Regions from separate parts of the Homo sapiens genome. Here region 1 is linked to region 2. Evidence: read pairs that join two places in POLR2A ChIA-PET (ENCODE). Cell type or tissue: HCT116. All regions are shown on one strand. Links, peaks and the distances in the headings refer to the core of each region. The heading gives the core; the rest is flanking DNA.

Region 1 (4,387 bases), core at 121-4,120, 70 kb after region 2:
GAGTGATTTGGATGAAGCTCTTTGTACCGAAGGGTACAGCTAAATATGACAATATTTACTTAGTTGATCTCTCTGTTCCCTTTCTGAGGGCCGGTCCTTAGCAAACAACATTTAATCTCTCACCCTTGACAGTTATTGGAAAAGCTAGATGTATCTCCTTTTGTTCTGTTCTCTCTCCCTTAACAGAGAATTCAACAGATATTTAGATCTGTGGGGACCAATGAACTGGCTGCCAAGGAGTTCTTGGTCCAGGAAGGCTATGACCCAGGGACCTGGAGACTTAGTCACCCAACTTAAGGGGAAAGTTCAAAATCAAATTCTGTCTGAAAAACATTTAATTATGCCACGTCAGGGGCCCATGCTTCTAGGACAGCCTCATGTTATTCTTTCTCCTTTGTTGCTATCTGAGTACAAACAATTGCAAATTTCCCCTATTCAACTTACTATGCTGTATTTATCACTAGTAAGATGGCCTTTATATCCTCCAAAATAAAGGGGATGAGAAATTGCTTCATCTGTAACAAGATGATCAATTCAAAAGGCAGTAGAAGACAGGACCTTTGAGGGCTGACATAATCTTGTTTTTGTACCCTCAATGCTTAGTGTGGAGCTGGCACTCAGTAGGTGCTTAGTAAATGCTAACTAAAGGAATTCATTAATGAGTCTTGATACCAGTAGGTTTTACTAAGTTTTCTTTCCTTGGATTGGTCCATGTCAGGGTTTATTGATCTTGGCATACTTGACATTTTGGAGCTGGATAATTCTCTGTTGTGGTGCAGTTTGGATTCTTTTCTTTTCTTTTTTAGAGACAGGGTCTCGCTCTGTTTCCCAGGCTGGAGTGCAGTGGCATGATCATGGCTCACTGCAGCCTCAAACGTCTGGGCTCAAGTGATCCTCTCATCTCAGCTTCCTGAGTAGCTAGGACTATAGGCACATGCTACTATGCCCAGAGAATTTATTTTTATTTTTATTTTTTTTTTGTAGAAATAGGGTCTTGCTGTGTGGCTCCGGCTGTTCTTGAAATCCTGGCCTCAAGTGATCCTCCCGCCTCAGCCTCCCCCAAAGTGCTGGGATTACAGGTGTGAGCCACTGCACCTGGCCCATTTTGGATGTTCAGTAGCCTCCCTGACCTCTACCGACTGGATTCATAACATGCCGTATCCACTTTCATCAATCAAAAATGTCTCCAGATATTGCCAGATGGCCCTGAGGGACAAATTTGCCTGTAGTTGAGAACCTCTGGGCTAGAGACTCCTTTGCTTTTCATTACATGAATCAATGAAGATTTAAAAAAGGAAGCACACACACACAAAACCCTCTACTTCTACTTCCTTGACTAGGAAAGACATTCCTTTTTCTTTCCCTTCCTTTGCCCTGGAGGTATGTCTGAAGATTGAGAAGCTGCACGCGCCCTACACATTTGTGTCTAGGGGAGATTGCTGCAGGTGGCAGCCCCCAGGAGGCCAGTATAGATGCCATTTTCTTTGGTCACTCCCCATCTCATGATGGAAGCCAGACCTCAGGAACTACTGCAGTGAATGGAGGAGAAAGTACTGGACTTGAACTTGACTAGAAGCCAATATCAAAGGCCTCTGGGTTAGATCTCTCCCAGCATGGCTTTCAGATTCTCCAGCCTGGGCTAGTCCTGCAGGCTAGAAGTTGAGGTTTGTTCTTGCACCCCAAAACTGCCAACTCAGCCTTGCGGGTATGGCCGCACTGCCTGTGGCCTCTGCAGGCATGCTCCAACTTATCGTGCAGAGTTCCTCATTCCTCCGCTGGGATCTTCACCTTGAAATCTTGGCAGAGCATCAAGGAGCTGGGATGAAAATCTTGGCAGCGGCAAGACACTATGTATCAGCCACATAACCAGTCCAACCTGCTCAGCTTTTGGCTTCACCCCTTTTCCTGCTTTGGTGTTGATGATGGTCATTTTACATGTGACATGGTGCAAACAGCTTTATGACTCTTATGGGCGGGCAGGGTCTCAGTGGTCTGTGTGACTAATGGAGGGGCTCTCTCTGCCTGAAAAAAATCACACTAATTCCTCCCCCACCCCCACCCCACAATACGGCACTGCCCTGCAGAGTCCATTAATGACTATGAGAACAAACTTGAAGCTAAGAGGTTTTTGAGAGCTGAAGTTCAGGCCCTAACAGGAAACAGCAACACAGCAAAAATGAGAATAAGGAAAGCACAGAGCTGGGCTATCAGCTGGTCCTGAATCCCCAAAGCATGCTTCTGAGTCCCCGGTTAGTGGCGATGGCACGAGGGCCATCGGGCAGAGGGCACCCAGTGGAAAACTCCAAGCTCTGGTCACCTTCATGAGAGAGGCAGTCTTGATTGTGTGGCTCAAAGGTTTCCAGGGAGAAATGGAAAAAGAAAGGAAAGTGCTTTCATCCCCTCCTTTGGCCTGGATGGCCGTGTGTGTGTGCAACAGTAGCTGAGTGGAGAGGAGCAACCCAGATAACCCTGGTCTGGGTTCATCAGCATCAAAAAAATCCAGGAACAGATTCGGCCCATCAGCATCCGGCTTCCTCACATAAAGAGCGTTTCTATTTAGGACGCTGACATCGTCAACTTACAAAGATGGATGGGAAGAAAAGGCCCATGGAGCTGGATGCCTCCGATTAAAAAAAAAAAGGAACTCTGATTCACAACTGCTTGCTTAATGGCAACGAATTCATTTTCTTTGATAGCGGTTGCTCTGAAATTGTCACTGCTGGAAGAAAAAAAGCAAAGTCCCTTGCCTTCACTCATTCATTCAGCAACCATTGAGTGAGCGCCTGCTAAGCACTGGTGCTGTGGCAGCGGCTGGGAAAGAGCCAGCTCTTGTCTTCGCAGAGCTCATGCCATAGTGATGAGCTAGCATAACCTAGCATGATCTAGAAGCCACGGACCAGAACTTTGCTGCCTCCAGACCAGCAGTGGTGGGGGCATGCCCAGGAAAACTCAGAAAGGGGGAGTCCTGTGTGAGCTGAACTCTAAAGGAGGGCCAGTGAGGGGTTTCAAGCAAAGAACAAGGTCAGATTTCATTTTAGAAGGAAACTCCTGTGGTGGGGTGGAGGGTGTTAATTATCTACAGTGTGCCAGTTAGACATTTGTTTGGAAATGGTTTGCCTTCTGAATCGGTTGTTCCTCTTATTCCCAGTCCCTGGTGTGTTTACAGTAGACACAACCACCAAAACAGCCCAGGAAACTCACCCCTCTTCCTTTGGGTGGGTTCAGACTGCAGTCTGTATTCTGGCCTGTTGAAGGTGATGGGGCTGGGGTTACGAGGGAGTCGCCCCTGGGGGAATGCTTTTTCTAAGATTTTATTGCAGGCTCCCAGTGGTACCTATAGCCCTTTGTGGTCCGGCTGCCAGGTCCACGGAGGAGGAATTCCACCTGTTCCAGATGCCAGCAGATCCCCTGGGAGGTCACACAATGGATGATGAATGTGCAGGGCTCAGCCCTATGGGGCCCCTTCTCCCGCATCCATTTAGTAACCGTAAGACTCCAGGGCGGGCCAGGGGTGGCCCTGAGCGTCAAAGCTGAATCCAGAGTTCCATCCATCTTCAATCACCTCTTCCTGTAGAACAAGGCTTCCCAGCCTTGGCACTATGGACATTTGGAGCCAGATAATGCTTTTTTTTTTTTTTTTTTTTTTGAAACGGAGTCTCGCACTGTCGCCTGGGCTGGAGTGCAGTAGCGCAATCTCGGCCTCCTGGGTTCAAGTGATTCTCCTGCCTCAGCCTCACGAGTAGATGGAATTACAGGCACCTACCACCATGGCCGGCTAATTTTTTGAATTTTTAGAAGAAACGAGGTTTCACCATGTTGGCCAGGCTGGTCTTGAACTCCTGACCTTGTGATTCACCTGCCTCGGCCTCCCAAAGTGCTGGGATTATAGGCGTGAGCCACCGCGCCCAGCTGGAGCCAGATAATTCTTTGTTGTGAGGGGCTTTCTGTGCTGTAGAGGATTTTAGCAGTATCCCTGGCCTCTACACTCTAGATACCAGTAGCACCTCCTATGTTTTGACAACCAAGAATGTCTATAGGCATTGCCAAGCATCCTCGTGAGGCAATAATCACCCCCAGTTGAGAACTGCTCCAGCGGACAGTTTTCCATTCTCTTCCTACTCGATCTCTTGGCAGCATTCAGCACCTCTGGTCACTCTCCTCCTCTTGAAACTTGCATTCCTTGGTGCATTTCTGTGTTTTCCTCCTAACTTTCTGGCCAATTCTTTTAGACTCCTGATTCTTTTAGATTCAACCTGATCTCCATATGCTGCCATCCTTGAAGGCTCAGACTTGAACCCCTTTCCCATTTATATTTCATGCTTTCTTCCTCTCATCCATCCCCAGGATTTTTAAATCTCCTATTCGCCAAATACTCTCAAATTGGTCT
Region 2 (4,387 bases), core at 236-4,235:
GTAGTATTTTCATGTCAAGAAATTTTTTTTCTGGAATTAAATTTAATTCAATTCCAGTAAAATTAAATTTATTGTCTCCAAAAAAAGGTGACTTCTTTCCTGAAGTATATCCAATTAGTAGCTATCAATGCTATTAAAAACCTGCTATTAAAAACTGGTGGTTTGGCTGGGCGCCGTGGCTCACGTCTGTAATCCCAGTACTTTGGGAGGCCAAGGCAGGCGGGTCACGAGGTCAGGAGATTGAGACCATCCTAGCTAGTATGGTGAAACCCCATCTCTACTAAAAATACAAAAAAGTAGCCGGGCGTGCTGGCACGCACCTGTAATCCCAGCTACTCAGGAGGCTGAGGCAGGAGAATTGCTTGAACCCCGGAGGCAGAGGTTGCAGTGAGCCGAGATCGCCCACTGCACTCCAGCCTGGACGACAGAGCGAGACTCCGTCTCAGAACAAAACAAAACAACAACAACAAAAAACTGGTGGCTCAGGCCTATAATCCCAGCACTTTGGGAGGCTGAAGTGGGAGGACTGCTTGAAGCCAGGAGTTCAAAATCAGCCTGGGTTTTGTTATCAAGACCCCATCTCTACAAAAAATTTTTTAATTTAAATTAGCTGAGTGAGGTGCTGTGTGCCTATAGTCCTATACCCAGGAGGCTGAGGCAGGAGGATCACTGGAGCCCAGGAGTCCAAGGTTACAGTGAGCTATGAAGGCACCACTACACTCTAGCATCATTGGTGACAGAGCGAGAACCCGTCTCAGCAAAACAAAATGATACACTCATAAAAGAGCTGTGTTTCTGAAGGTGGTTTGAAACTAGTTGTTTTGAACTCAGATGGTATTTTCTCGGTGGCAGTGCTGAGCAGGGAAACTAGGCTCTCAGCTCAGCCAGTAAACCTGCCTAGTGCAGCTAAAGGCTGATCAATACCGCCTTCACATTTGCATTGGAAAGCCCAGTGGCCATGGTTCAACAGGAACACATTTTTAGAGTTTCCACTTGGGTTATCAGGAAAACATCTTTATCTGCTGGAAACTAGATAAGGAGAGGTGGCTCCGCCTGTCCCCCTGGAGGCGAGGAAACCACAGAAAAGCCAGGAGTGGAGAGGTGAGTTTGAGGGTAATTGTTGGAGACCCAGTGTCAGGCATTATGGTGGCTGAGATCATGGTTAAGGAGCCATTGTGTGGATGGGTCATTAATAACTCAGATGAGTGAGTTGGAGACCACCTATTGTTAGAGGAAAGTAAAAAAGCAAAGGCCTAAAATTGGGAGGCAAGAGAAGAATATTATGTGAAATCTTAGAGGTCCCTTTGATGGCTGTCAGTGCTCCCTCTGAGAAGAAAGGCTCTCAGATTGTCCCTTAAGGAAACTTGGAGCTATTCTACTGTTTTTTTGTTTGTTTATTTGTTTGTTTGTTTGTTTTTGACACAGGGTGTTGCTCTGTCACCCAGGCTGGAGCGCAGTGACCCAGACACAGCTCACTGCAGCCTCAACCTCCCTGGCTCAAATAATCCTCCCATCTCAGCCTCCTGGGTAGCTGGGACTACTGGTGTGCTCCACCATGCCCAGCTAATAAAAAAAAAAATTTTTGGTAGAGACTATGTCTCCCTATATTGCCCAGGCTGATCTCAAAAGTCCTGAGCTCAAGTGATCCTCCTGCCTCAGACTCCAAGTGCTGGGATTACAGGTGTGAGCTACTGCGCCAGGCCTGGTATTTTACTTTTTAAACCATCTTTCCTTGGTTTTCATTTAAAGCATCAAGAAAGGTGCATGGGGAGGGGAAAAAGAGTCTATCCAAAACACTGAAAATAATTGATTCATATTTGGATCCAGAATGGAAGATGCTTGCTTTCAAAGATAAGTATGCTTCTCGGGGTATGTTTGGTTTAATCTTATATAAAAGGAATTACCAAAGAGTTTCAGTGAGGCTGTGGTAGATATTGTTTAGCAAATCCAATTAACAAAATGTTGGCCTCTGTGTATTAACCAGATCTGTCTCAAAAGTCGTCCATCAGCTTGGCAAGGGTGTTTTGTCATATGCTAAAAAGCTTTTGCATTTAGATGCAAATTAGATCTAGTATATCAGAAAAAAGAGAAGCTTTTGACATTTTTATATTCTGACAATAACAGGTCATGTTACTTAAAAGAATCTGAGTATAAAACACTATTGACCCACCAGATGATCTGAAATTAGCCAGTTTTGTGTGTGTGTGTGTGTATTTAATGATCTAAGCACCCTCATTTAGTTGTCTTTAAAGGAGTAAAACGTAATTATTTTTACAACTTGCATGCATGAAAACAAAGGAGGTTTTGCAGGTCTGACTTCATTTGTACAGTTCTTTTCAAACAGAAACATATTTTACCTTATTCTTATTTTTTTTATTTTTTATTTTTATTTTTGAGCAGGGTCTTGCTCTGTCTCCCGGGCTGGAGTGCAGTGGCACCATCTCAGCTCACTGCAACCTCTGCCTTCCGGGTTAAGTGATTCTTGTGCCTGAGCCTCTCAAGTAGCTGGGATTAGGAGTGCGCCACCACACCCAGCTAATGTTTGTATTTTTTAGTAGAGATGGGTTTCACCATGTTGGCCTGGTCTCGAACTCCCGGACTCAGGTGATCTGCCTGCCTCAGCATCCCAAAGTGCTAGAACTACAGACGTGAGCCATCGTGCCTGGACTATTTTTGTTTTTTTTTAAATTTTTTATTTATTTATATTTTTTTGAGACGGAGTCTTGCTCTGTTGCCTATGCTGGAGTGCAGTGGCATGATCTCAGCTCACTGCAACCTCTGCCTCCCAGGCTCAAGCGATTCTCCTGACTCAGCTTCCCAAGTAGCTGGGATTACAGGCACCTGCCACCACACCTGGCTAATTTTTGTATTTTTAGTAGAGACGGGGTTTCGCCATGATGACCAGGCTGGTCTTGAACTCCTGACCTCGTGATCTGCCCATCTTGGCCTTCAAAGTGCTGGGATTACAAGCGTGAGCCACCGCGCCCAGCCTATTCTTATTTTAAAAAGGAGCTTCATGTACTGATGGAGCACTAGGAAAGGTCACCTGCTCTTTCTCATAGAGCTTCTGTTTATTTATTTATTTTTTAGAAACAAGGTCTTGCTGTGTGTCCCAGGCTAGAGTGCAGTGGTGCAATCATAGTACACTGCAGCTTTGAACTCCTGGGCTCAAGCGATCTTCTTACCTTAGCCTCCTGAGTAGCTGCGACTACAGGCGCATGCCACCATGTTTGGCTAATTTTTAAACTTTTTGTAGAGATGAGGTCTCACTATGTTGCCCAGGCTGCTCTCAAACTCCTGAGCTCAAGTAATCCTCCTGCCTTGGCTCCCCAAAGTGCTGGGATTACAGGCATGAGCCACTGCACTCGGCCTAGAGCTACTGTTGAAATTTGCCTGTGCATTCTATTTTTCTCAGGATTTTTCAGCCGCAGCTTCCATCACCTACTGACAATCTTATTTTTACATATTTGTCATTCAGATTTAATATATGCCACCTGTTATTAATGGTAGTGTTGCTACAGTTGAAGAAACAAAGGCTCAGAGGGATGAAGTCACTTGTCCAGCATCACACAGCATTAGAAAAATGTCTGTTGTCTAATAACTAGAAAAGGTCTGGTTGGGTATGCTGGCTCATGCCTATAATATCAGCACTTTGAGAAGCCAAGGTGGGAGGATCACTTGAGCCTAGGAATTCGAGACCAGCCTAGGCAATATGGTGACACCCAGTCTCTACAAAAATTAAAAAAATTAGCCAGGTGTGGTGGCCCTTGCTTGTGGTCCCAGCTATTCAGGAGGCTGACGTGGTAGAATAGCTTGAGCCCAGGAGGGTGAGGTCACAGTGAGCTATGTTTGTGCCACTGCACTCCAGCCTGGGTGACAGAGCGAGACCCTGTCTCAAAAGAAAAAAAATAAAAACAAGGAAATATCTGTTTTCTAATAATTAGAGAACTTCTGCTTACTAGTGCTGCACTCCTATAGTTTGGTTTGTTTGTTCCTTCCAAATCTCATGTTGAATTTTTTTTTTTTTTTTTGAGATGGAGTCTTGCTCTGTTGCCTAGGCTGGAGTGCAATGGCGCAATCTCAGCTCACTGCAACCTCTGCCTCCCAAGTTCAATCGATTCTCCTGCCTCAGCCTCCCGAGTAGCTGGGATTATAGGCATATGCTGCTGCACCTGGTTAATTTTTGTATTTTTAGTAGAGACAGGGTTTCACCATGTTGGCCAGGCTGGTCTTGAACTCCTGACCTCAAGTGATCTGCCCGCCAAGCCCTCCCAAAGTGCTGGGATTACAGGGGTGAGCCACCACACCAGGACTTCATGTTGAAATTTGATCCCCTGTGTTGGCAATGGGGCCTAATGGGAGGTATTTGGGTCATGGGGGTGGATCC

What was found. Peaks named below come from ENCODE experiments on the same cell type or tissue, not always from the same donor. Only the 100,000 strongest peaks of a DNase experiment are listed, where the experiment ranks them.
Region 1: POLR2A ChIA-PET joins it to region 2 with 5 read pairs; 6 of 35 experiments call an interaction of 5 or more read pairs at or near these places.

What each region holds. Positions count from the first base shown.
Region 1 is chr17:67,635,541-67,639,927 of GRCh38, reverse strand. All of the region lies in intron 6 of PITPNC1 (phosphatidylinositol transfer protein cytoplasmic 1), which reads right to left. Among named protein-coding and RNA genes, the nearest start is that of NOL11, 80 kb to the left of the region's middle. In HCT116, for the core only: no CTCF peak of the experiment used is centred there; a DNase peak (open chromatin) is centred at 1,807; H3K4me3 peaks cover 696 bases; H3K27ac peaks cover 1,631 bases.
Region 2 is chr17:67,705,248-67,709,634 of GRCh38, reverse strand. The region is part of intron 1 of LOC101928045 (a long non-coding RNA gene); the gene reads left to right. Among named protein-coding and RNA genes, the nearest start is that of NOL11, 10 kb to the left of the region's middle. In HCT116, for the core only: no CTCF peak of the experiment used is centred there; no DNase peak of the experiment used is centred there.